5 separate regions of the Mus musculus genome follow, and regions 2, 3, 4 and 5 are each linked to region 1. A link is a loop called in an ENCODE intact Hi-C map of the cell type or tissue named here. Cell type or tissue: heart. All regions are shown on one strand. Region 1 holds the start of Zfp282 (zinc finger protein 282). Region 2 has its middle 32 kb from the start of Zfp777. Region 3 holds the start of Zfp746 (zinc finger protein 746). Region 4 overlaps Pdia4 (protein disulfide isomerase associated 4). Region 5 has its middle 15 kb from the start of Mir704.

Region 1 (5,000 bases):
GCATCATGCGGTCAGGAAAGACAGGGGCCCTATCTGGAAAGGGCGGGAACTGAAAAGGCATTGGTCTCCTGGCATCCATGTCCCATTCTTGAGCCTGTATGCAAGGGAAGAAAGTGACAGCTCAGGATGAGAACATGTGTGTGAGAGAAGGTGGCCTGAAAATGGGATAAGCAGTCAAGTACTACCCAGTGTCTCTACCAAGCCTCTGCCTCTGGCTAGGCTCATTAATGACCTCAGTGGTAGCTGGAACAGTCACCCTCCACCTCCCACCATCCAACTAACCACTCTTCCATTCCCTTCTTAGGAGAGCCAGGCTGGTTACTAGTTCACCTGCCTCGGCCTCTGGAAAGTCTAGGTCATGCCCCCCTGCCTAACATAGATAGCCCAGACCCTCTCTTTGAAGAGAACAGCTGCTTGCCTCACAGACAACACTGAATGGCAGACTTCCCATTTGGCTCTCACTCTTTGTTTCAAGGTAGGAATTTCCGTGTAAGTTGACTGGAGTTAATCTTCTGAGCAATCTCTCTTGCAGGTTGGGGCAAGAATGATTATCTCTGCTTTAAAGATGATGAAATTGAGGAACAAAGAAGCAGCTGGCCATTCTTTAGCACCGCCCTGCCCTGCCAACTGGCAGGGCTCTAAGTGCCACAGATAACACAAACACTTTGCAAACATGCAATCACTGCCATGTCTACTAGGCCTACCAGAGATACTAGGCTGGATGGTACACCTGGCACTGTTAAAATTCCACACACTGCTACTTTTTCATAACTGTGCAAACTGGAAATAGGTTTACTAGACAATAGCACTTTTTAACAGGAAGAGGGACATTCTTTACCCCTGTGAGGGCTACAACAAAAACCTCGTGGCTCCCTTCCCTGCTTCCTGATGAGGGGGTTCCCCATGGCCCAGAGCCTGCCTCTTTCTCTTCTACTAGATATAGGCTGTGTGCTGAGCTCTACAACAGAGAAAGAAAAGTGGAGGTTGGTCAGGGTGTGCGGGATGACAACACAGACCAGAAGATATGTCCCTTTCTCTCTTGGTTCTCTCTGCTTCTGGTGAAGGGGCCCTCCAGTTGGGAAAAGTGGAATCCTATTGCTTTGAAGTGAGCCGGACTGACTGGCTTTTGACAATCACATGAACTATTTTCCTCAAACTCTGAGAAGCTGTGATAGCCAGAAGACTACCCCACAGCATCTGAGAATTCCTCTCTGACATGGGAGTGAGAACAACAGGACCCTAGGAATGCCAGCCCCTGCTGGGTCCTGGTGGCTGGATGGCTGTCAGTGCCATCCACTGGGCTTATGGAGGCTTCACCGGGGCCTTGTTCAGAGAAGGGGATAAGACTGACAATGGAAGTGTAGGAAGTCTGAGGCTGGTTGCATTTCCGCAGGTTTGAAGACCTACAGTTGGTCATTTTGCTCAAAAACAACCAAAGGTCTTCATATTGACTTGTCAAGTCTTAAGTCCTGACTGAGAATCAAATGGGAACACAGGGGTGGCTTCTTCAGAGTCCAGTCTTCAGGTAACTCAGTCTCCCTTCTGAGACAATGATGTTAAACCACGTTAACCCTTCTCCTTGTGCTGTATACCCAAGGCCGTGCCAGCTAAGTCCTAGGCACCCTGAGATCTCCTACGGAGCCTAAAGAAACAACTGGAGCCTTCTCTCTCACCCCCAGGACCCCAAGACAACGCTCGGGGATGCGGTTTGGGCGTAGTCAGTTGTCTTAGGCTGCTCTGGCGATTCCAATATGCAGGCAAGTTTGCCAACCCAAGATGACAAAGTCCCCTCCCAGTCCCTTCCCTGGCTCATCCGTTCTACAGAGGAAAAGTGGGCTGCTCTTTATAGTCGGAAAAAGACAGCAATAAAACAGCTTTAAACCCTTTTATTAAACTGGCTACAGTGTAAACATGGTTAAACTGTTCCCTCTGTGGGCCGGGAATAGGCCTGCCGCAAACCCAGGCGGGTCGGACGCCAAGAGGAACCCGAGTCCCTGCTCAGTGAAGCGGCCACTACCGCGCTAGGTCCCGGGCAACACAGCCCCGGCTTCCGCATCCTGCGGGCCCCGGGTCCCGGCCGCACCGGCCCGGACAGCGGCACCGTGGCAGCGCGGCAGGGCCTGGCGCTCCGGGCCTGCACCAGGCCCGCTCCGCCGTTCGCCCGGGGCCCCGGCAGCCGCGAGGCTCCCCGAGGCCCGGCCCCGCCCCGCCCCCACGGCAGCGGCGCGGCCATGGCGCCCGCGGGCGCTGCACCCACCTGCATGGGCGGCATTCCCTCGGCCATTTCCGCGCGTAGCGCCGGCTCCTGGTGGCAGACCTCCTCCGGGGGCAGAGCCTGGGCCCAGCTCCAGCTCCCGCTGTCCAGCCCCAAACCCTGGATGCCCAGCTGCTGAGGCTGCGGCCGTGTTGACACAAACTGCATCCTGGGAGTGCTGTTCCCCGCTCGGGCCGGCCAGGGAGAAGAAGAACGTTTTCCAGGCGCCTTCCCCCTTGCCGGGGCCGGACAGCTCCATCTACAGCCCGTAGGAGCAAACAGTCCCCTTCGGTGGCGCTCCCCGCCCTTCGCAGCCGGCGCGCCAGCCAATGGCCTCGGAGCTCCTGCCCGCCTGCAGGGCTGGACGGGGGCCACTCCAGGCTGGGGGCCACCGCCTCCCCCAAAGAAATCTGACGGCGACCGCCGGCCTCTAGGTCTGGCTGGGGTGGTCGATCTTCACGTCCCAAGCTGCGGCCTGGACAGTGGGGCTTGCTTTCTGTTACTTCTAGGAATGCATTGGACATCCCAGGAGAAAATGGTGCCTCACCCTTGTAAAAATTTTACCCAAATATTTTCTGAACACCTACTATGTGTCAGCTTTTGCTTAGGCATAAGGTGGGGTTTTTTTGTTTGTTTGGTTTTTTTTTTGTTGTTGTTGTTGGTTGGTTGGTTTTTTTGTGGTTTGCATACTCTTCTTCGGTTTAAATTGCAACATTGCCACTGGCTGTGATTTTTTTTTTTTTTAACATTTACTGTCTCTGAACCTCCTATGTTCTATATAAATAGGGTGGGGTGTTATGTTTGTCTTATTTTAATGTTGAAAAATTAGGAACTAATGCCTGGCACATAGTAGGCTCCCAGATACTTTTGCTAGATGTGGTGTGCACACTTTTTATTCCTAGCACTTGAGAGGTAGAGGTAGGTGGAGTTTAGGGCCAGCCTGGTCTCCATAATTAGTTCCAGGCCAGTCTAAAAAAAAAAAAAAGTAATTACCCATCAAAGATAAATCCCTGTAGGTTATCTGTAGCATATTGTCCACTTTGTCTTCCTAAATGGCCAGTCCTTATCTTGTCTGGACTGAGCTCTCTAAGGCTTATCACCTTGTGGAAAGTCAGACCTGGTGGAAGCCATGAGTTCTACTACACTTAAACTTGAGAACAATATGAAGCTACGGGGAAGGGTGGGGTGCCAGAGGGGCTATCTTCAGAAGGACAGTTATCGAGTGCTTTATTAGGTATGCTTCCAGGATATATGAATGAGTATTTCATAGACTCATATTATCCTCTATGAAGGTTATGCTCCAGAAGTCAGTGATTTTTTTTCCGTTTCCTGGTTACAAGTTGTGCATGCATGCAAGTGCATATATCTCACTGTAAACATCACGTCCACTATTAGTAGAGGAACCGAGTAAGCCCAGCCTGGGAAGCTCCAGGCAAATGCTTTTCTACTGGCAACCCACATCTGAGAAGACATTTTCTGACCTATGGGATATCAACTCTATATTCTCTTTTCTAGAAATGAGAAACAGAGGACTAAGTTAGTCCCAAGTGTTTAAGCTATGTCCTCAGGATAAAATGATTACTATGTCCCTCCTTAAGTATGTAGTGAGTCATATCAATGTTCCTTTTTACACAGAAAGACAACAACACAGTGTGTCTAATCCAGTTTCCTCGCAGGTAGACTTTCACACAGCCATTCACACTTTTACTGTGTAGCAGAGATTAGGCTTAGGCTGGGGGTCTAGTTCACAGTATTGTATGAACAAAAAAACCAAAAAACAAAAAACAAAAAAAACTCAACTTAAACTGGGCGATGGTGGCGCACGCCTTTAATCCTAGCACTTGGGAGGCAGAGTCAGGAGGATTTCTGAGTTCAAGACCAGCCTGGTCTACAAAGTGAGTTCCAGGACAGCCAGGGTATACAGAGAAACCCTGTCTCAAAAAACAAACAAACAAACAAAAAAACAACAAAAATTTCAACTTAAGCAGGCTCAAATGCACATTTTCACCATATTAGCATTATTTTATAACCACTAAGCCTACCAACTACAGGGCATAGAAACCTATACAAGCAGAAGGGTATGGGGTGGCTAAGGTATACTTCTGGAAGAAAAAAAAGGGCATAATGTGGGTGCTGCTGGTGCTACATTGGTTATGGTCCCTATATCAGGTGCTCCAATGACCAAGGGACTGAGGAGGCTGAGATACTCAGTCACTGGCTATGAGCTCCCTGAGGAGCAAAATGGACAACTGGTTAAACTATCATAGCTAATGTACACTCTTTACAAGAGATAGATTCAGGCCTGGCCCTTGACCTGTCAGGTGGCATTGACTGTTTTCCATTGTCTCTCCTAAAACTTCTACAGCTTGTGCTCTGGACAGTGTATTTGAAATGATGGCTGCAGGAGAGGACAAGAGAGGGGTCTCATACATTTCAAAACATTTATCTACCTTTTCTCAAATCTCTCTAAACCTCCCATATTATATATAAATAGGGGGTATGCTAGTCTACTTTAGTATTGAAAACTTATAATGTCTGGCATATAGTAGGCGCTAAGGAAAGGCAGTTACTCTTTACCCCTTTGCCAATGTGGGGATGCATGCCTTTGTTCCCAGCACTCTGCAGACAGAGACAGGTGGAGATTTATTTGATAAAATAAATGTCTAGGCTTACTCTTAGCTAAGTAAAGAGGATAACATGTCTATCTTGATATTGCCCCATGCCTAACTTAACAAGTAGGCTCTTC
Region 2 (5,000 bases), 140 kb before region 1:
CCTGGCTGTCCTGGCACTCACTCTGTAGACCAGGCTGGCCTCGAACTCAGAAATCTGCCTGCCTCTGCCTCCCAAGTGCTGGGATTAAAGGCATGCACCACCACGCCTGGCCTGAGGAAACTTTTAAGTGAACAAACAACTTATTTTCCTGCTGATCAATTTCATTCCTAATCATGACAGAAGAAATATGCATTAGCTACCATCTGGCATGAGGACTTGTAGCCATTTTCAGACCTGTGATGTCGACATGAAGTGTGTCACTAGGAAGAGCCTGCTGCCCCTCTCCCTTTTAAAGACGGCCTCATGGAGCGCAGGTTTGTGGAGAGCTCACTGTGGATGGAAGGATGACCGTCTGCCTCATCTCCCAAGGGCTGGAACAACCAAATTCAAGACACAAAGCTTTATCAACTATATGAAGATGGGCCAAATCTGCAGCTCAGTTTTTCTGCACTTTGTCAGTGTTCCAAACTTTTGTTTGCAGCCTCTAAGTCCCTTGTTTAAATGGAACCATTTAAATAGTAGCGCATCCTTCCTGCTGGCCACTGTCTGCCTGGCCTTCTGGACTACCAAGAGAGAAGCTTGCTTTAAATCTAAGGTTCTGACCAAGCACCTGTGACTCTTAACATTTCCCAGTCTCAAACCAAGCTCTGGATGTCTAATTTATTCAGTGACACTTGCCATAGTTACCTCATTCCTGGATGGAGCGAAGTTTCTTAACTTTAATTTCCTTTCAGGTTTCACATGCTTGGCAGATATTCCTATCAGAAGATGATAAGTCCCCATAAACTCACCAGGAAAATCTCAGAAGCCAAAACTCACCAGGAATTCCTGGAAGGCTTTGGAAATGACAGCACAGATGTCCTTAAAGGATCCATTATAATTTCAGCACATGCTCCCACTGCCTTTTCCAGGGAAGAATCGGGGACCTTGCCTCATACCTTGTAAGCATCCTGGAGAGGCTATACTGCCCTGGGATTACAGGTACCTCCTAGGGGTAGCACTTAGTGGCCATCATGCGTTTGATTTCCCTACAGATGGGGACAGCTTTTACTTACTTTGTACTTGCTCTGGAGTCTGACACCCAGGCTTATCAATCTCATGGATAAATATGTTACATGTCAACAATGATAAAAACTTGGCCTCGTGGGAACAGATTTTTGGTTTTTTTAAACAGGATGGAACTAGGTAGCCCTGACTGGTCTGGAACTTGCTATGAAGAAGACTAGGCTAGCTTCAAACTTACAGAACCCTGCCTCTTCCTCCCAAGCTCTCAAGACCACCATGCAACACCACCTTCCCAATCAGAAATACTTTCTTAATTATAGACAATCCCAAACCAGTGCCCTGTGTGGGGGCACAGCAATGTCAGTGTTCAGGAGGCTGAGGCCAGCATGTGCTCTACAGAGGCCAGCCAGGGCTATAGCAAAAGTCTGCCTCAATAAACAAACAAAAAATCTAAAACTTTTAAACGATACTATCTTTTAGTATGCATTCACTCCAGTAATGCCTCTCATATTTAGCCCACGTACTCGGTAGCGTCTCCAGGCCCCTGCCAAACCCTCCAAATGGGTGCCTGCTATGTGAGAGAAAGGTACGTAGAGGTCTCATGAGGAATCCAAAGACAGGCAGGCTGAAAGCGAGACCTAAGGAAGATGGTGTGGTGTGCCTCCCGGTACCAAGGACCCCACTCCACCTTTCGAACTGAGCATAAACTGCTGGAATCCGGAATAAGCCAGGCTTTGGGACTCTGGTTTCAGATGCCTGGCTTAGCTGTCTGGCCACTCTCTCTGGCACGATTAGAAGCTCTGACCTTGGGAAAGATCTCCCTACCCCATCATCTAACCCCTTCCAGAGGGGGCAAGCCCTTCAGACGCCCAGAGAACCCCCAGAATGGCCCATCTCTTCTGCCCCAAGGACTTTTAAAGAAACCTCTCAAATCCCAAACACGTGTGTGGCAGTGAGACAACGAGCCAAGGCTCCAAAAAGCCATCCTATTTTCTAATCCCCGAACAGTATTTTTTGGGTTCTATATTTATATTTTCAATAAATGTAAATAGATCATTGTTTATACCTTTAAACCAATTTTAATGGTGTAAATTCCAAATGTCCTTCCTCCCAGCATCTTCTCCCTGGCCTCCATAGGCCTGGCACACTACCTAAGCTCCTGCAGGCCCCCACCACGTCGGGCTGTGCTGGCCGTTGTGCTGCCCCCTGGCGGCCAGCACCGAGAGGGCCTCGGAGGCCGGCGCCCACCTGGCTGTTGGTGGCCGCTCTAGGAATGTGAGGGGGGGGGGGGGCTCTCGGTGGTGGTGGTGGCGCAGGCGGTTTCCGCGCGCCCAGTCCCCGCGCCACGCCCAGGGGTGGCTGGCCCCAGAAAGGCCAGCCCCAACCTCCTCGCCAGCAGCCTGCCCTTCCCACTGCAGCGATGCCTCAACGCCAACTTTTTTTTTTTTTCTCTGCACCCTCGGGGCAGCACGGCCTTGTTCCCTGGGGTTTGTGCTGCGGGTTCTTTCTCCAAATCCCCAAGCAAACACAATTGTGCATACACCAAGGCGAGGCCTCAGGAATTTGCAGGTGATAATAGATACCGAGACTTACTCCCAACCGAGTGCTCAAACCAGTTGCAGAGAAGAAAGCCAAAAGCGAGGAGAAAGGAATGAAGAAGTTCACGGTCCTTTAAGGTTTATGTTTAAAAAAAAATGTGTATGTGCCTTTGAGCATGTGTGTGCACATGAGTGCAGCTCCCAAGGCCAGAGGCACCCAATCCCCTGTTGTAAACTGAGCTTCAGTTCTCTGCAGGAGCAGCAAGCTCTCGTGGTTTTTGTTTGTTTTTAACATTTATTTTATGTGTACGAGTGTGTTGCCTGCATGTTTACATGTGTACCACAACGGTCAGAACAAGATGTTGGGTCCCTTGGAACTGGAGGTATGGATACACCTTATGAGAGAGACACTGTGTGGGAACTGGGAACTGAACCCAGGTCTTCTTAATGGGTCAGCCATCCTCCAGACTGTCTTTTGAGAGGAAGGTCTTACTATATGGACCTGGCTGGTGACCTCACATTTTCATCATCCTCCTGCCTCAGTCTTCCAACTGCTGCATCACCACACCCACCGGTTCTCTCACAATTTTGGAGAAAGTCTAAGTTCAATGTGGGACAGATAGGTCCTTTCTGGATGTGTTAGTCTGAGTGCTGCCTCTGTGCCCAACTGAGCTTCCACTTTGCCCCATTCTTATCTTTGAAGACAGGGTGCCTGTAGGCCAGAAGTCTTTCCTTAGGTGAGCCATCAGGAACTACTATTTAAAAGATGGTTGACGGAATGACCACTAGTCACCCTGTGAGTTCATCATAAATCCTGTTTGCATGCTAAAGAACACACCATCCTTTGCCATAACAACAATTTCCATAGCTATATTTGCAAAGAACCACTAATAGGGATGAGGTAGGAAAGAGAAAGAGTCGTCAAAATTCCCGGCAAATCTCCCATTCTCAAAAAGCACACTACCATTCTCCTTTGAGCCCACCTGCCCCCATTTCCTTTACTCTCTAGCTTCCTAGACACCAAGAATTTATTATGGGGTTTATCTCCCACATCTCCTATTCTTGGATAATAATAAAGGACTCACTACTCAGGCTTCATATTGGTTCCACAATTCCTAGAGGGAAAAAGGACCCAGTTTAGGTACAGAAACCTGCAGCCTTGGTAATGAATCTGCTCTCTGCCTGCCTCTTATGCTTCTGATGATGGCTCAGCAGTGCTTGGCTGTAGACCCACCAGCTTCAGCAGCAGACTCTTTGGTTTCCACGGGAGGCCCCTACAGGCTTTACATGGAAAATTTTCCCCGTGAGGGAAAATCAAGCTCGGTTTACCTGACTTAGGTAACCTGTGCTGGGCCAGGACTTCTCAGAGTCCGATATCCGCTCACTTAATGTTGCCATATCTAAGCATAGCACAATTTTGGGAAAAGTTTTCAGATATAAACTCAGCCCAGAGAGTACAACAATGCTTAAGACGTGTTTTCATGGACCCTCTCTACAAAGTACCTGTGGCTTCATGCTTAAGATGGGTTTTGGTTGCCTTAGAAGCAATACCCAAGATAAGGGTCTAGGGAGAATTCTCTAGGGAAAATGGCTGAGATAAACACAGCCCCTGTGGGAGTCAGGATTTGGCCCTAAGAGAGCATAGAAGTCACTTTAAAGTACAAATAACATCTCTCATAAGGGTGAGTTTTATGGCCTAGAAATAATGTTCAAGGTTTTAGGGAAAAGGGGTCTGGGATAAGTAAAACATAAATTCTGATAGATACGCACACATAGAGCCCAGCTCATCAGACAGCAAAGGATCAACAGGCTGTAAACTGTATTGATTCTCAGCATTCCAGGAGGAAGACAGGTTAAACATCTCTTTCCTATGAAGGTGGCTGGTAGCTTAACTTTCCCGGCTTCTTCTGTGCTTGTCTGTGTGGACCAGCACTCTCTGCCCTCTGCACCACCTGTAGGATCCTGAAGAGTAAGATAGAGCTGAGATCATTGACCTATGTCAGAGCTGGTCCCAGAGGTGAGCTCCAGTTATCTAAGCCCTTGGGAGATAGAGGCACCAGAATCAGGGATTCAGTCATCCTCATCTACATGGTTAGATGAAGGCAAGCTTGTGTTTCATGAAACCCTGTCTCAAAACAAAAGAATCTCAGAAAAAGAAAGGAAGGAAGGAAGGGGGAGAGAGAGAGAGAGAGAGAGAGAGAGAGAGAGAGAGAGAGAGAGAAAGAGAGAGAAAGGAAGGAAGGAAGAAAGAAAGGAAGGAAGGAAGGAAGGAAGGAAGGAAGGAAGGAAGGAAGGAAGGAAGGAAGGAAGGAAGGAAGAAATCATCTCAGGACAAGTCAGGGTGAACTAAAATCAGAGTTCTTGAAGAACAGTGTTTAATGTAAATTGAACATAGATATTAACAGAAGGAGAGAGAGAAACTGAGGTGTAGCCCGTGCCTGTAATCCCAGCAATTGG
Region 3 (5,000 bases), 210 kb before region 1:
TGTTTTGTTTTTTAAACAGAGAAGAGTTGGAGTTAATAAAGATATTTAATATCAACTTAGACACAAAGGTTAGCAGAAGGATAGATACTCAGGAAAAAGCAAACCACAGCTGAGAGCGTGGCTGTGGGCGTCTCCAAAGAAAAGCTGAAGAAAATAAGAACCACATGTGGGCGTGGCTCTTCAGTGGAAAGGTGCCTTGGCTTTTCTTTTTTTAATCCAGGACTTTGCAGCAAAGCTAACAACCACAGGTCCTGATCGCCTCTTTTGCGCTCACCTCTACAATGGTACTCTTGCCAGGTGTTTTCCTTAAAAACATTCCTCTAGATCATAAAACCAGTCCCACTTATGGGCTCACCCCAGCAGAGGAGATGCTTTGGGTGGGGGGGGGGGAATTCCTCCTTGGAAGAAGTACCAAAAGAAACAATAGGAAAGGACCTGGGGCAGATGCCAGAGCTGTCCCCTGTAGTAAGGGTAAGAGTGGACTTCATCCTTTGAAGAACAGACTCTATGTCAGGGGATCCGGGTAATTATTTTGAGAGGCAATCCCAAGACTTTGGAGATCTCAGAACACAGCTGAGCTAGCAGGAAAAGAAGAAAATTAGATTTGGGGAACCAGCCTCCTCAAATATTAAGAATAAGTGCTCACCCAGGGCAGTCCCCAGGGTAAATTCAATTTTTACACAATAAGAAGGATGTATTCTAATGGCTCCATCCCTTCTCACACCCCTACAGACCACGCAGGCTGAGGAGAGGATAAAGGAAGTGTTAAGATCTCAGTCCGTGACTTAGGGTTTCTCTTGCCACAATGCAACACACCATGAGAAGAACTTGGGGGAAGAAAGGGTTTCTCCTCCTTACACTTCAAAGCATCATTCACCATTGAAGAAAGTAGTTCAGGAACACAAGCAGGGCAGAAACCTGAAGGTTGGTGCTGATGTCAAGGCCATGGAGGCATTTGTTTTTCTCAGTTAGGATTCCCCTCTCTCTATAAGATACAATTTGCAAAACACATGAAACTCAAGAAGAACGAAGACCAAAGTGTGGACACTTTGCCCCTTCTTAGAATTGGGAACAAAACACCCATGGAAGGAGTTACAGAGACAAAATTTGGAGCTGAGACAAAAAGATGGACCATCTAGAGACTGCCATATCCAGGGATCCATCCCATAATCAGCCTCCAAACGATGACACCATTGCATACACTAGCAAGATTTTGCTGAAAGGACCCCGATATAGCTGTCTCTTGTGAGACTATGCTGGGGCCTAGCAAACACATAAGTGGATGTGCTCACAGTCAGCTATTGGATGGATCACAGGGCCCCCAGTGGAGGAGCTAGAGAACGTATCCAAGGAGCTAAGGGGTTCTGCAACCCTATAGGTGCAACAACATTATGAACTAACCAGTACCCCGGAGCTCTTGACTCTAGCTGCATATGTATCAAAAGATGGCCTAGTCGGCCATCAGTGGAAAGAGAGGCCCATTGGACATGCAAACTTTATATGCCCCAGTACAGGGGAACGCCAGGGCCAAAAAGTGGGAGTGGGTGGGTATGGGGGACTTTTGGGATAGCATTGGAAATTTAATTGAGGGAAAATACCTAATAAAAATATTTTTTAAAAAAAGGATTCCCCTCTCTCAAATGACTATAGCTTGTGTTAACATAAAGTTAGCCAGCACAGTCAGGGAGCTGGGGAAGGAGGGTCAGTTATTAAGAGTAAGAACAAAACTTCAGTTCCCAGGTTGCTCCCAGAACCTGAGACCCCTGACCTCCTGCACACGCGTACACATATTTGCATACATATGTGTGCATATACATAATCAAAAATAAAAGTAAATCATAAAATAAATAACGAATGGCAACAACAAAAAGATCTCAGGCACTGGTCTTGCAGGCTCCTGCTAGGGGGTGGCATGGAAGGCAATTCTGAATGGCAATACATCTTCTTTGCCACACGGGGCTCCACACTAGGCTTCTGGAGAAATTTTACATTTTGACTTTTTTCTTCCTTTCCTTGTTATTAAAAAACAAAAATATGAATTGAAAAAAATTAGGGGTCTGGGGTCTACTGGCACTACGTTAATGGACATGCTTCCAAACCTACCTAAACTTTGTTAGACATAACCTTTTATATGAACACTGTATGAACATGAATAATACACATGATAACACACATCTTGTTATACATTTGTTACGCATTTTAACGCCAAAATGAAGTAGTTCCGGACTACTCTCGTTCAACATCTTTCCACGCTTACCTGATATATCACAAGAGGGCGTTGGATCTGCGGTAACTACAGCTTGTGGTGAGATGCTGGGAACTGAAACCCAGCCCTCTGCAAGAACAGCAAGTACTTTTAGCCGTTGAACTGTATCTCCAACTGCATTCAAAAAGATTTTAAACGATGGCATTTTAACCCATTTTTCATGTCATTAAAATGTTTATTATAGTATACATACTATAGAAACCCCACATTTTTTGTGTCATTAAAATGTTTATTATAACACACATACATAATCCTACAGAGAACCTACTGTGACTTATCAAGCCATATTTCTATTGTTGGAAGCATTCATTCCATTTCAAGGCAAAAATAGGCGTGCTACAGCTGGACAGCTGCGGAAGTGACCGTGCCGGGGTGCGCACTGCCTGCCGAGGCCGTACCCCCAAGTTTTATACCGCCAAACCAGGTGGCACATCGCTGGTGAGCACTGGCGCCGCGGGGGGCGTGGCGATATGCGGGGGCGTGGTCGGAGGTCGGGCCGAGGCGGGGCCTCGTGAGGAGGGCGGGGCCAAGCGCGGCGGCAAGCGGGTGCCGGCGCTGCCGTTCGCCGCTCGAGCTGCAGGTGGAGCTGTGCCGCCGCGCTGCCTCCAGGAAGCCTCACGGGCCTTCGTCGGCCTGGCCGCGGCACCGGCTCCCAGGATGCAGTGTGGAGCGGCCGGGCGCTGACGGCGGCGGTGCGGCTGCGGGCGGAGCGGCAGCAGGCCGGCCTGCGAGGAGCGCGGCGGGGAAGGTAGCGGCAGGCCCGGGCGGCGCTGCCGGCGGAGAGGACCCGGCAGCCGGGCCTGCGTGGGGCCGCGCGCCGCGGCGTCGACTTCCTTCGCGCCGAGCAGGACAGCGCAGGGCCATGGCCGAGGCGGCCGCGGCTCCGGTAAGGGCGGCCCGCGCGCTTGGCCTGCGCGGCCTCGGGCCCCGGAAGGCCGGGGCCCAGCACACTGTGCCGCAGGCCCCAGGAGGGCTTCCGGGCCAGACCGGGCCTGCGGGTCCTGTGGCTGCGGCGGGCGGCCGCGAGGTCCTCCGGGGCCTACCGGACCGGGTGGAGCCGAGCGCAGGGAACGGCCGTCCGCGCCCGGGAGGCCGACCTGCGCCAAGTTCCCGGTCTGCGCGTCCCCGGGCCGGGCTCCTTCCTCAGCGCCGGGCCGGTGCTTCCCTCTCCCAGCTCCCCCCAGCGGCCTGGTGGCACCTGGGAGGTGTCCGACGTCGATTCTGTAGACAGTGAGCACCCACTATGTGCCCAACCCTCCTCAGGCGGCACGCGAGGACTGCTCGTATTTGTCCAGCCAGGCTGGCGCTGCACTCAGCCCGGTTTAGGCATGATTTTGTCTGCACTGCAAACCTGTGGGGTAGTAACTATTATAGTTATTATTTCATACAAAAGAAAAGCTGAAGGCCCAACGAAGTTAACTTGCCAAGAATCTCAGCGAGAAAAGTGTGGGAAGACAGTGCTCTCACAGTTCAATGTCTGTAATAAGGAAAGCAGTCCAGGTACACGAGTAGCCTTATGGTCGAACAGAAAGAGGTCGTAGCCAACCTGGTGGAGGTTCGAATGCAGGTGCTTAGCAGACTCTGGTGCTCCTCCCGCCCAGCCAGGTAATCTGTGCTTCTGTGAGTTGAGTTAGCTAGGGTTTCTAGGGCTTGGGCAAAGAGAGGCAAGGGCCAGACACAGGACAGTGCAAAACTGGTCCACAAGCCTGGAGATATGGTTTTGGATATGAGGCTGCAGAAATGGAAGGGGCTGGGAAGGCCTGGGCTTCGTCATATGGGTAGGAAAGAGTTGAAGGAATTGGCATCAGTGACTCCGGTCTCAGAGTACTGGCTTCCCTAGCTGTTTGGCAATTGACTATCCCACCTTCGCTTTAAGTTAGCAAGGTGCTAGGCTTCAGTAGAGCACAACCCCTACTTCCAACTACACAGGTCAAAGACCATGGACCCCATTTAAAAAAAAAAATTAAACAAGAATGACATCAACAAGATAGATGTTTGTGCAAATGTCTTTGTGTAACACACAGATTGCAGCAGAGAGAATGGGTGGCAAAGTACAAGGATACGTCTGAAATAGACTCTAGTCTGGGGCAATCCCAGTCAGGGCTGGTCCTGAGGAGTAAGGGACCAGAAGTGTCCTCCACAGCACTTGCTCCCTCTAACAGTTCTGCCAGTCAGAACCCATCTGAGACCCACTGAACGTCCCCAGTCAGAGCCAGTGTCCTTCCTTCTGTACAGCCTGAGGAACTCTTGAGCACCACCCAGGCAAGCTTTTCTGCCTCTGGTCAAGCTCTCATGTCCCCATTTTCTCATGTCTTCCCATTTTCTGGTTCTCAGCAACTCAGATGAGTCCACACTAGTTTCTAGAACTTGGTTTTTTTGGTTTTTTGTTTTGTTTTGTTTTTGTTGTTGTTTGTTTGTTTGTTTGTTTGTTTGCAAACAGTCACCAATCTTTTTTGTTCAAGAATATTCTTCTAGAATATAAGAAACATCCATCTTCAGGCACTGACCAGAAATGGCGCCCATGACAGGATCTCTGATCTACCCTGTGGGTTGCACCTTAGATGTACATGGAAGAGCTCCTCCCATTCCCTACCCAAATGTGTTCTTTATCCCCAGTAGGTAGTCACTAAAGCCTCTATGCCACTCCCAATGACAGGGATGCATCAGTCTTATGATTGTTGTTGCACATGTGAAAAGTATGACTATCTGCCTTCCTCACCAGATTATAGTTTAT
Region 4 (5,000 bases), 78 kb after region 1:
GGATTTGGCTAAATGCAGAGTTCTTAATCTCGGGACAAGAGCTTGAAACCTCTGTAAAGGGCACTAGGTATGAAACCTCAGTGTAAAGTCACAGGACTATATGGTACTTGCATGTTCTCTGAGAGGTACTGTCGTCCTGGGTTCCAGTTTGCTACTTGTCATAGATAGGAGGAAACATTTGCTCCAAACAAACAGTTCTAAATTTCTGTGAATGTATTATTTTGTATTTCTGACAAATTCTAAGATGGAAGACTTAGATATTATATTTGTGCTGAACTTTGAAGCAGGCTACTAGCTGGGCAGTGGTGTCGTACGCCTTTAGTCCCAGCACTTGGGAGGCAGAGACAGGCAGATTTCTGAGTTTGAGGCCAGCCTGGTCTACAGAGTGAGTTCCAGGACAGCCAGGACTGTACAGAGAAACCCTGTCTCGAAAAAACAACAACAACCCCTCCCACACACACACATAAATGAATGAATGAATGAATAAAGTCCATTCAGAATTTACAGTAGCATTCATACCCTTCAGGCACTTGGTTGGCCAATGAGGGTCATAAAACTGTTACTTAATCAATTTAATATATTCTGTTCATTTGTCAGCTAACAACCTGAGAGAAGATTACAAGTTTCACCACACTTTCAGCCCTGAAATAGCCAAGTTCCTGAAAGTCTCCCTGGGGAAGTTGGTGCTGACACACCCTGAGAAGTTCCAGTCCAAGTATGAGCCCAGGTTCCACGTGATGGATGTTCAGGTGAGGGGGGCTCTTCAGAGGCGTGAAGCGTCCTCTGCTATGTCAGTTCCTGGGTATTCTACGTGCACAGCATCTGGACTTTGAAATGTGGAGAATTTTCTTTGCCCACAGGGTGTGGCATACCTGTCTTAGACACTGTTCTATTGCTATGAAGAGACATCATGACCAAAGCAACTCTCAAAAAGGAACGTATTTAACTGGGGGCTTGCATGTGGTTTTAGAGGTTTAGTCCATTGTCATCCTGGTGTGGAGCATGGTAAGAGGCAGCAAGCATTGGAGCGGTTGCTGCAAGGCCCATCCTGACGCATAGGCAGAGAAACTGGGCTTGGCATACAAGAGCTTTCGAAATCTTAAAACCCACCCCCACTAACACACCTCATCCAGAAAAGCCAAACCTCTTTTTCTTATTCTGTGGAAGAGTTCCACTCCTTTTGTATTCAAACCTCCTTTCCCAGCCTTTGCTTCTCACCCCACTCTTAAGCTTCAGGGCACAGAACAGGAGCCTAATCAGTGAGTGTTGTATTTTTCCCTGATGATGCTGGTCCATTGTGCTGAGGCTCCTGGTGTTGGAGCTCTGGGTCTTTATGGGACCCTGTGGGGCAAGTGGACCTCCTACCCTGGGAGATCTCAGAATTGAGAATGGTGGGTATGGGGCCAGCTCCCTGTCAAGCTCTACCTGTCCTGGAATATATAACTACGACACCCCATTAAGAGGGCCTTGACAGTCAGTCATGTAGGGACAAGACCTGGAGACCTACGTTCCCTATGCAGATAGAGCATCCCTAACATCTCAGACTGAACCAGTGAGAAGCATCTACCCCTGGATCCCACCCTCCTCCACATGGAATAAAGTGCTTGAGTTACCTCAACAAGAACTATCTAAGAGTGACCTTGAGTTTTAAGTGTGAGCTCTAGTGACCTCCAGTCTCTAAAACCTGAGTTCTGTGTCCCTTTAGACACTCACTCTGACATATATTTTAGGTGCCATGCAAACTTGGGTTTCCTTGATACTGATGAAACATCTCACTGAAGAACCATATAGGCCATCATTAGAGGAGTCCATTGTGGAGCCTAGTTGAGTACAGCTGTTTGTGTGAATGCTATGCCCTCAGCACACAGCCCCCAGAGAAAAAAAGTGGGCTCGGTGTGACAGCTCACCAACCACGTCTTTCGCCTGAGTCTAAATTCTAATCTGAGGCTTCCCTGCTCTCTAGTACAATCTGAATGCTCTCTAGTACAATCTGAAGGTTAAAGGTGTGGCTGCGTGTGGCCAGCTGCAGCGCCTTGCCTGGCCATTTATTAGCTGCAATTGTATCTCACCTTGTCATCTGTAAAAGGGATTTCAGGGCTCTTGTGGACCTCAGTTAACTGACTATGGAAAAGCCCGCATGGTTCAGTCCATGTGTATAGTTACTGTTTAAGACCATTAAGCTTTTTCTCATTGGGTTTGGAGTTCCAGTCAGAAGAAATGGTGTGATTAGATGGGGTGAGTGAGCTCACACAAACATCTGTGCTTGACAGTGACTCTGACGGCACGTTAGCTAGAGCTCCCTTTTCATTGTGCTTGCTCTTAGTCTATGCTGTCTTTGACACAGGGCTCTACAGAAGCATCAGCCATTAAGGACTATGTAGTGAAACATGCCTTGCCCCTGGTGGGCCATCGTAAGACTTCTAATGATGCTAAGCGGTACAGCAAACGCCCCCTGGTGGTTGTATACTACAGTGTGGACTTCAGCTTTGATTACAGAGCTGGTGAGAGACCCTACCAACACCTTTATAGGGCGGGGGCTACCATTTTTAGACATCTTGTTCTAGAACCCTTAAAGTTAGTGGTATGGGCATATTTTTGCCTCTAGCATCGGATTTCGAGTTCTGAGCCATAAAGTACCCTTTTTCCTTCCTGATTTAGTAAAAGGGGAGTTAAGAGTCAAACCTAGGGCTAAAGAGTTGGCTCAACAGGTGAAAACAGTGCCAATCCTGAGGTATTATACTATGCATTCTATAATAAAAATTAAAACAAACAAGAAAATAGACGATAAAAAAAAAAGTCAAGCCTAGTACCTTCATAGAGATGATGTAGCAGATCTGGTGCTGAACTGGCTTCTCAGACAGAGCTGTGTTGCCAGTACCCAGGTCTCCTGGGGCTTAGTTGGAGTTCTATCCTTAAGCCAGCTGCTTACACAGTGTTGCTATACCAGAAATCCTTTCCTATCTGGTCGAGGTACTTCTGGGTCTGGGCCTTGTCGGAGAGCGTCAGTGTCAGAATCTTGAATCTCACAGTCCAGGGCAGGACAGTTCTTCTGCTCAGCCACTTAGTTCACAGCCTGTGTCTGTTTCAGCTACTCAGTTTTGGCGTAACAAAGTCCTAGAGGTGGCCAAGGACTTCCCTGAGTATACCTTCGCCATTGCTGACGAGGAAGACTATGCCACGGAGGTGAAGGACCTGGGGCTCAGTGAGAGTGGAGAGGATGTCAATGCAGCCATCCTAGACGAGAGCGGGAAGAAGTTTGCCATGGAGCCAGAGGAGTTTGATTCAGACACTCTCCGGGAATTTGTCACAGCTTTTAAAAAAGGTGAGTTGGGCCACACATGTTTGTGCCTCACAAGGACAGGTGACACTCCGAAGCTTCCGAGCCAGCAAAGGACTCTTTTATCAAGAATGAATAAATGATTTAAAAAAAAAAGGAAAAAAAAAAAAAGAATAAGGTAGCACATGATAGAGGAAGCCACCTAATCTCCTCTCCATAGCCCCAGAAAAGACCTGGTAGGTCCCCTGTTTCTCCCTGCCCCTCCTCACTCTCCATAGCCCACAGAAAAGACCTGGTAGGTCCCCTGTTACTCCCTGCCCCTCCTCACTCTCCATAGTCCCCAGAAAAGACCTGGTAGGTCCCCTGTTTCTCCCTGCCCCTCCTCACTCTCCATAGTCCACAGAAAAGACCTGGTAGGTCCCCTGTTACTCCCTGCCCCTCCTCACTCCTAAGCCCTCTCCAACCCATTTTCTGACTTAGTTACCTGAAAAAGTGCCGATGTACCCCCCAAACTCTTCGGTACCAAGACAACTTAAATGTTACTTCAGACATTAGGAGGTTTACTTTTTCCTCATTTTGGCAAGTTTTCTAGTATTTACTTTGAAAGCAAAAGCCGGATGAGGGCCCATTCAGTAGCATCAGTCTAAAGAAGCCACAGTTTGTGGTTAGGCAAGGATTCCAGGAGGCATCTCCAGATGCATCCCAGTCAGGTGCAGCTGAAAGCTCTGTGACTTGAGAACTTGACCTGGAGCGTCTCTTGCTGCCGACCACTCGCACTCAAGAGTCTTACTCTAGGCGCTTCCTCTCCTGTCCCTTGGGGTTGGGAAAATGGAGACAGACTCTCTGTTCTTTGTTTTTGCTTTTTGAGACAGAGCCTTACTGTATCTCATGTTGGCCTCAATCTTGTGATTCTCCTGCCTCAGCCTCTCAGAATGCTGTTATTGTAGTTGTGTGTCACTGTGCCTCATAATTCCTCTTTCATTTGTTTTTAGTTTGGTTGGTAGGTTTTGGTTTTATTTTTAGGAAAAAAGGCAAGCATGACTTAGAAACTTTTCAGAGCTCTTTGAAACAATCTTTTGAATATGAGGAACACTTGCTATGAGACTCCAAGTCTTTATTGTCCTGACTGAGCAAAGCACCTAATTCTCATTGCTGGCCATTTGGTACCTACCGGGGCCCTTACCCATTTTGGGTACTTGTTTTTGTCATCACAGAGTTGATGTTTTCCCCACGGGGTTTTCAGACTCCGTCCTAGTGTGCTCAATAGTTCTCCTGCATTGGTCAGTGTCTCTGTTAGACTGAATTTTGTAGAGACTGGGAGAGTGAAGATAATTTTATTATAGAATATTGCCCGTTGTTGGGGAAGGTTTTAAAGGGGCTAAGTCCCCACCTGTGAGTGGGGCTAATAACTCCTGGTAGTTCAGGTTGCCTCAGTGCCTGGTTCAGATAGAGTGGCAGGATCCATGGGGTTTTAAGTACTGACACCTCCTCTTTTTGTTTTGGCAGGAAAACTAAAGCCAGTCATCAAATCACAGCCAGTACCCAAGAACAACAAGGGACCAGTCAAGGTGGTGGTGGGAAAGACCTTTGATGCCATTGTGATGGACCCCAAAAAGGACGTCCTCATTGAATTCTATGCACCCTGGTGTGGGCACTGCAAGCAGCTAGAGCCTATCTATACCAGCCTAGGCAAGAAATACAAGGGCCAGAAGGACCTGGTCAT
Region 5 (5,000 bases), 89 kb after region 1:
AGTTCATTCCCATGCTAGTGCCAGCACCTGCGTGTTGCCCCTGGAGCCACTAGTTCTTTCTTAGCCATAAACCCATGGAGTCGGTGATTTCACATTCCAGTAACTAAATGGAGCCGCCACCCTCGAGGTGCATATCACAACACCCAGTAACCTGGTAAAATCTTAAAGCTTGTAGTTACCCAGTCAGATTTATGTATAAATAAAATCACAATTTACCAAATGCCAATACAATAATTTCAGAGCCAATTGAAAATGATAAAAGCTGCCCACCTAGATTAGACAAATTATCCCAATATTCTAACCTTTATATAGTAACAACTTGTGGCTGGTCTTAGCCAAGCTGATTCATAACCAACATCATCTTCCTTCCTCTCTACTCTGACCTGTTCCCTGACTCAGCAACTCTTAGCTCCGCCTCCCTTTTCCCTGTCCAATCACAGACCTCCTCTATACTAATGTAATTGGACAGGGAAAATCCTGGGACAGTAAGCTGTTTTAGCCATGGTAGTTTATCACAGCAACAGAAAAATAACGAATACTTTTCTCAACTTCATTTATACATTCATTCCTTCAACCTGTTTATTGAGTACCTGTCTGTACCATATAATCTGCAATTCTGCTTTCCCAGGGTCCTAAGGGGGTTGTTTGCACCATGAGGAAGATATTTCATCAGGAATAAGTTGGATCTGACATTCTAATGCCCTCAGGTTCTAGTACGGCTCTTCTATTAAAAACACTGATCCTGGTGGGGGTGTGGGGGGGATGGTTTCCCAAGCTTGGACTTAGGGAAATGGGGTTGAAACCCCCCACAGTTCCAGGGTCTTCTCTCTGTGTCACCCTGGCTGTCACGAAAATCTCTTTGCAGACAAGGCTGGCCTCAAACTCAGAGATCTGCCTGCCTCTGTTCCCAAGTGCTGTGCTTAAATGCACACACCACAACCACTGTCCAGCTGAGACTGCTCCATTTTAAAGTATTACCTTTTTTTGAAATGAGACGTAATCTTGGGTATTTCATGGGGCAACAGGTGAAAGATCCTGCATTCAGAGAAGCTGATTTCCAAGGCTGGAGAAGTTCTTTGAAGGACTGTAGTAGAGAAAAATGCTCATTTTTTCTTTGACTCCCTACTTTCTCTGTTAACACACTGACTTTGCAAGTGAAAAATGGTATTGGGCAAAGGAAGAAGAGCCAGCGACTGTATCTCCCTGGAATTTAGGTGCCAGTGAGGATAGGGTGCTACAGATTAGACAAAAGGGTGGAAGATGGGTAGAGCAGGCTTTGCTACCCCTGCCAGGGAAAGCCCAGCAAAGAATAGGCTGCTCTTTCCTGCTACTACATGGATCTTAAGTATAATAATCTAGTATAATAATATATAATATAGTTATATAATATGTAATATAATTATATTGTTATATATAATAATTGTTGGCATCAGGACCTCCCAAACCTATGACACCACATAGGCGACAGTGTGACCTGTTGTCAAGACAATGGCCATCATATTCCCAGAATTCATTGGGCTCAGCTCCCACCTTTACAGTCATTTTCCATAGACGCCCCTCCTCTCTTTCCCACTTTTCTTTCTGTTGTCACCTTCCCTGCCTCACTCTCTCTCTCCTCTTCTCTTTCTGCCACTACCTTGTCTCTCTCTCTCCCAATAAAATCTCTCCCATGTGGAACTGTCTTGGCCTAGTGTGCTGTTGAGATGTGACCCACCATTCTAACACATCAATAATATATAATAATAGTATAATAATAAAGCTATTTGTGTTATTATTTTGAAAAAAAAAATCTCATTAAATAGCCCTGGATGGCCTGAAAGTCTCTATGCTGGCCTCAAACTCACAGAGATCTGCCTCCCCCCCCCCCCCCCAGATGTTGGACAAATGGAAACTGCCACTAGGCCCTACCTGAATGAGTCATTTTTATAAACTCATTTATATTTTCCCTGTCAATTTTGTTGAGTTTTTAGGTAGGATGGAGGTTCAAGAGAGGCAAAGACCATTTTTCAGGCAAAAAGTATATTAGCGCCTGCTTCGAAGCAGCAGGTTCTATTAAGCAAACAGGTAGCACTGACTGCAAAGCAACAAGGGTCTTAGAAAGTCTCAGGAGGGTCAGCGGAGACCTGGGAGGGAAGTAAAGATGAAGGATATTGTGTCTCCAGGAAATGGGTTAAGTTTGCTGACATCACCTAATAGACTAAGAGACACTTTTTCATTTCTTCGGGCTGAGGCAGGTGTTTGAAGAGTCCCAGGGACATTTCTGGGAAAAGGGCATCTGTAACAACAGAGCCTAGTTGGTAGGTTATATGACAGGAGTCACTACCCTTCTTTAGGGTGTTGCTATCTGGAATGGCTGATGCAATCTGACAGTTTTCAGCCTGTTTCATTACAACCCTACCTCGCTTCAGAATATCCTTACTGTCCAATTGGCTACTTTTTGCATTCATATTAATCTCCGATGTTTTAGAGCTCTCTCTCTCTCTCTCTCTCTCTCTCTCTCTCTCTCTCTCTCTCTCTCTCTCTCTCTCCCTTCTTTGCTCCCCCCCACCCCCCATTCCACTTGCCTTGTTTTTTGCCTTCTGACCCTGTCAACTCTTAAATCCTCAGAAGTATCAAAGTTGCCCGGGTATTTAGCCTTGCTCTGGCCTGGTGGGGCTGCTTGCCTGTTTTGTTTGGGTTTGGTCACTTGGGGCTTGGGGAAGAGCGGGTAGTGGTAGTTCTGGAAGCAGACTACCCACGTGGGAAAATGGTTAGTTTTAGGGCACAGTTTTGCTGAAGGACTTAGGGGTAAAAAGCACGAGGGTATGGACAGTGAAGCTTCCGCCCTATCGGAAGACGGATCGTGGCGGACCCACAGCAACCGGACAAAGGAGGCCCATCAGCAGCTACTGAGCCTTTCGCAGTCCAGGAGAAACGCCCTAGTGACGAAATGATATATTTGCAAGTCTTTCCCAAGATGCTCAGCAAATATCAGCGGCTTCGAGTTTTGATGGCTGATAGTCATCAAAGGTATTAATGACCAGATACTTCCAGAGTTTTATATATGAACACAATATCTATGTTATGATGTAATTTACACATACAATAGAAAAATCACCATGACTGAAAAGTGATGAGGTACTTGGCCTTTAATTAGTTCAGCGTGAGACCATGGGCATTGGCTGGTCCGAAGGTAGTGAGTTATCTCAATTGATTGTTCACAGTCAGTTACAGATTGAACTCCTGTTCTACACTTTCCCCCCTTCTCACTACTGCACTTGACTAGTCTTTTTTGAAACTTACATCTCCCCATATAATTTTTCTAATCTTAGAAATTGTACAAGTTAAATGGCAATATGTTTATGGTATCATTGAGGATACAGAAAAATACTCGATTGTTCTCCTCTAAGACAAATAAACAAGTAATAAATAAAAAGGGTTTGTTGAAATCAATCACAGGCCAAGACTAATAAACAGATATATAACAGCGATGACTGACTAAGACATTACATGTCCTAAGACAGTAAAGGAAGGAGACTGGGTAACTATGAATAGCTTCCTGCCCATTGTTTTCTTTTTATTTTTTTTATTGGTACTTTTTAAGGCAAGGGTTGTTTTATTTAATTTCTACAATGTTTGACTCACTTAGGAAACATAAAGAGCAAAATGAAAAGCTTTGTAGATATTTAAGAATTTTAAAGTAATATCAGCAGGGTCAAAGACTACTATTTAATAAGACTTAATAAACAAGATTAAGAGATATTTAAAGTTGAAAATAGTGTCATGTTTTAAAACAGAACTGTAAAAATACATGTTTCAGAAAGGAAGCTTTTTTGGAGGAAGGAAATCAACTCAAGAGTTTGAAAATATAGAAAAATGTGAAAGAAGGCTAAGTTTCTTGTGGGAATACCAAGGGGAGCCTCAGAGACACTTGCAAGAGACACTTGCACAGCTGAGTCGCACCCAGAGGCCTTTGACAACCTTGAGAAAGCTGGAAGCAAGGCTCTGTATAATAAGATTGTGGAATAGTCTTTGCTGAGGTTGAGAAAGAAAAGTATGGAAACATTAGAAGGGAGAGGAACCTCTCACCCTTTGCTTGTTATTGAAGTCTCTTGCTCACAGACAAAGATTTCAGCACAATTAACAATTGTTCCAGGCCCTTGTCCTTCCCAGATATAAACATGCAATTTTCTAGGGAATCTTCTCAGAAACCTCCTTTACAGGGTGTACTGGCTGGTTTTGTGTGTCAACTTGACACAGCTGGAGTTATCACAGAGAAAGGAGCTTCAGTTGAGGAAATGCCTCCATGAGATCCAGCTGTAAGGCATTTTCTCAATTAGTGATCAAGGGGGAAAGGCCCCTTGTGGGTGAGACCATCTCTGGGCTGGTAGTCTTGGTTCTATAAGAGAGCAGGCTGAGCAAGCCAGGGGAGGCAAGCCAGTAAAGAACATCACTCCATGGCCTCTGCATCAGCTCTTGCTTTCTGACCTGCTTGAGTTCCAGTCCTGACTTCTTTGGTGATGAACAGCAGTATGGAAGTGTAAGCTGAATAAACCCTTTCCTCCCCAATTTGCTTCTTGGTCATGATGTTTGTGCAGGAATAGAAACCCTGACTAAGACACAGGGAAAAGACATGTACTAAATGCTGAATAGCTCTGGTCTTTAACAGATTATAATTTTATTGGTAGAACTACCTTATAATCTTACCTATCAAAAGGTAGAGAAAAGAAAACAAAATGGTTTCTTAGCAAATGTTTTAAGTATAAGTCTAGAGAACTCCAAATGGGCGGTATGTGGCTAATGCTAAGAGGATTGAGACCCCCCCCCTTTAGAAGCCCTAACCTACACTTGAGTATGCCTTTTTTTTGTTTATTTTTTGTTTCATTTTTAAATGAGCATATCTCTCTAACACTTGTGCTTAACGTTTGTATTAAAAGATCCTTAATAAAACCTCCAGTTGTGCCTTTCCAACTTGGTCCCAACAGAATGGCTCCCGTAAAGAAGAGTGGGCGAGAAGAAGA

Evidence for each region. Hi-C counts contacts between places; a loop is a spot of excess contacts. Peaks named below come from ENCODE experiments on the same cell type or tissue, not always from the same donor. Only the 100,000 strongest peaks of a DNase experiment are listed, where the experiment ranks them.
Region 2: it touches region 1 in a loop (2.6-fold over the local background); 2 of 42 quality-filtered maps call a loop at or near these places.
Region 3: a loop joins it to region 1, with 13 times the contacts of the local background. A loop is called at or near these places in 2 of 42 quality-filtered maps.
Region 4: it touches region 1 in a loop (3-fold over the local background); 2 of 42 quality-filtered maps call a loop at or near these places.
Region 5: it touches region 1 in a loop (2.1-fold over the local background); 2 of 42 quality-filtered maps call a loop at or near these places.

Annotation. Positions count from the first base shown.
Region 1 is chr6:47,875,094-47,880,093 of GRCm38, reverse strand. Zfp282 (zinc finger protein 282) reads right to left here and starts at 2,539. Exons shown (of 8, transcript NM_146175.3): 1 at 2,258-2,539; 2 at 1-94. The coding sequence starts at 2,422. In heart, a CTCF peak has its summit at 2,510; a DNase peak (open chromatin) is centred at 2,513; H3K4me3 peaks cover 2,335 bases; H3K27ac peaks cover 1,714 bases.
Region 2 is chr6:48,013,620-48,018,619 of GRCm38, reverse strand. It overlaps a transcript of Zfp777 not described here. Among named protein-coding and RNA genes, the nearest start is that of Zfp777, 32 kb to the left of the region's middle. In heart, a CTCF peak has its summit at 2,204 (motif pointing left); a DNase peak (open chromatin) is centred at 2,289; H3K4me3 peaks cover 732 bases; H3K27ac peaks cover 571 bases; H3K27me3 peaks cover 4,789 bases.
Region 3 is chr6:48,084,467-48,089,466 of GRCm38, reverse strand. It overlaps Zfp746 (zinc finger protein 746), which reads left to right and starts at 2,874. Exons shown (of 7, transcript NM_001163475.1): 1 at 2,874-3,152. The coding sequence starts at 3,129. In heart, CTCF peaks have their summits at 1,961, 2,827 and 3,471; DNase peaks (open chromatin) are centred at 2,796 and 3,386; H3K4me3 peaks cover 1,963 bases; H3K27ac peaks cover 1,420 bases; H3K27me3 peaks cover 344 bases.
Region 4 is chr6:47,796,687-47,801,686 of GRCm38, reverse strand. It overlaps Pdia4 (protein disulfide isomerase associated 4), which reads left to right. Exons shown (of 10, transcript NM_009787.2): 7 at 598-749; 8 at 2,345-2,501; 9 at 3,089-3,322; 10 at 4,784-5,000. Among named protein-coding and RNA genes, the nearest start is that of Mir704, 4.5 kb to the left of the region's middle. In heart, a CTCF peak has its summit at 2,452 (motif pointing left); a DNase peak (open chromatin) is centred at 2,446.
Region 5 is chr6:47,786,340-47,791,339 of GRCm38, reverse strand. It overlaps the pseudogene Rpl31-ps7 and Rny1. Among named protein-coding and RNA genes, the nearest start is that of Mir704, 15 kb to the left of the region's middle. In heart, no CTCF peak of the experiment used is centred here; DNase peaks (open chromatin) are centred at 409 and 2,859; H3K4me3 peaks cover 1,005 bases; H3K27ac peaks cover 1,144 bases.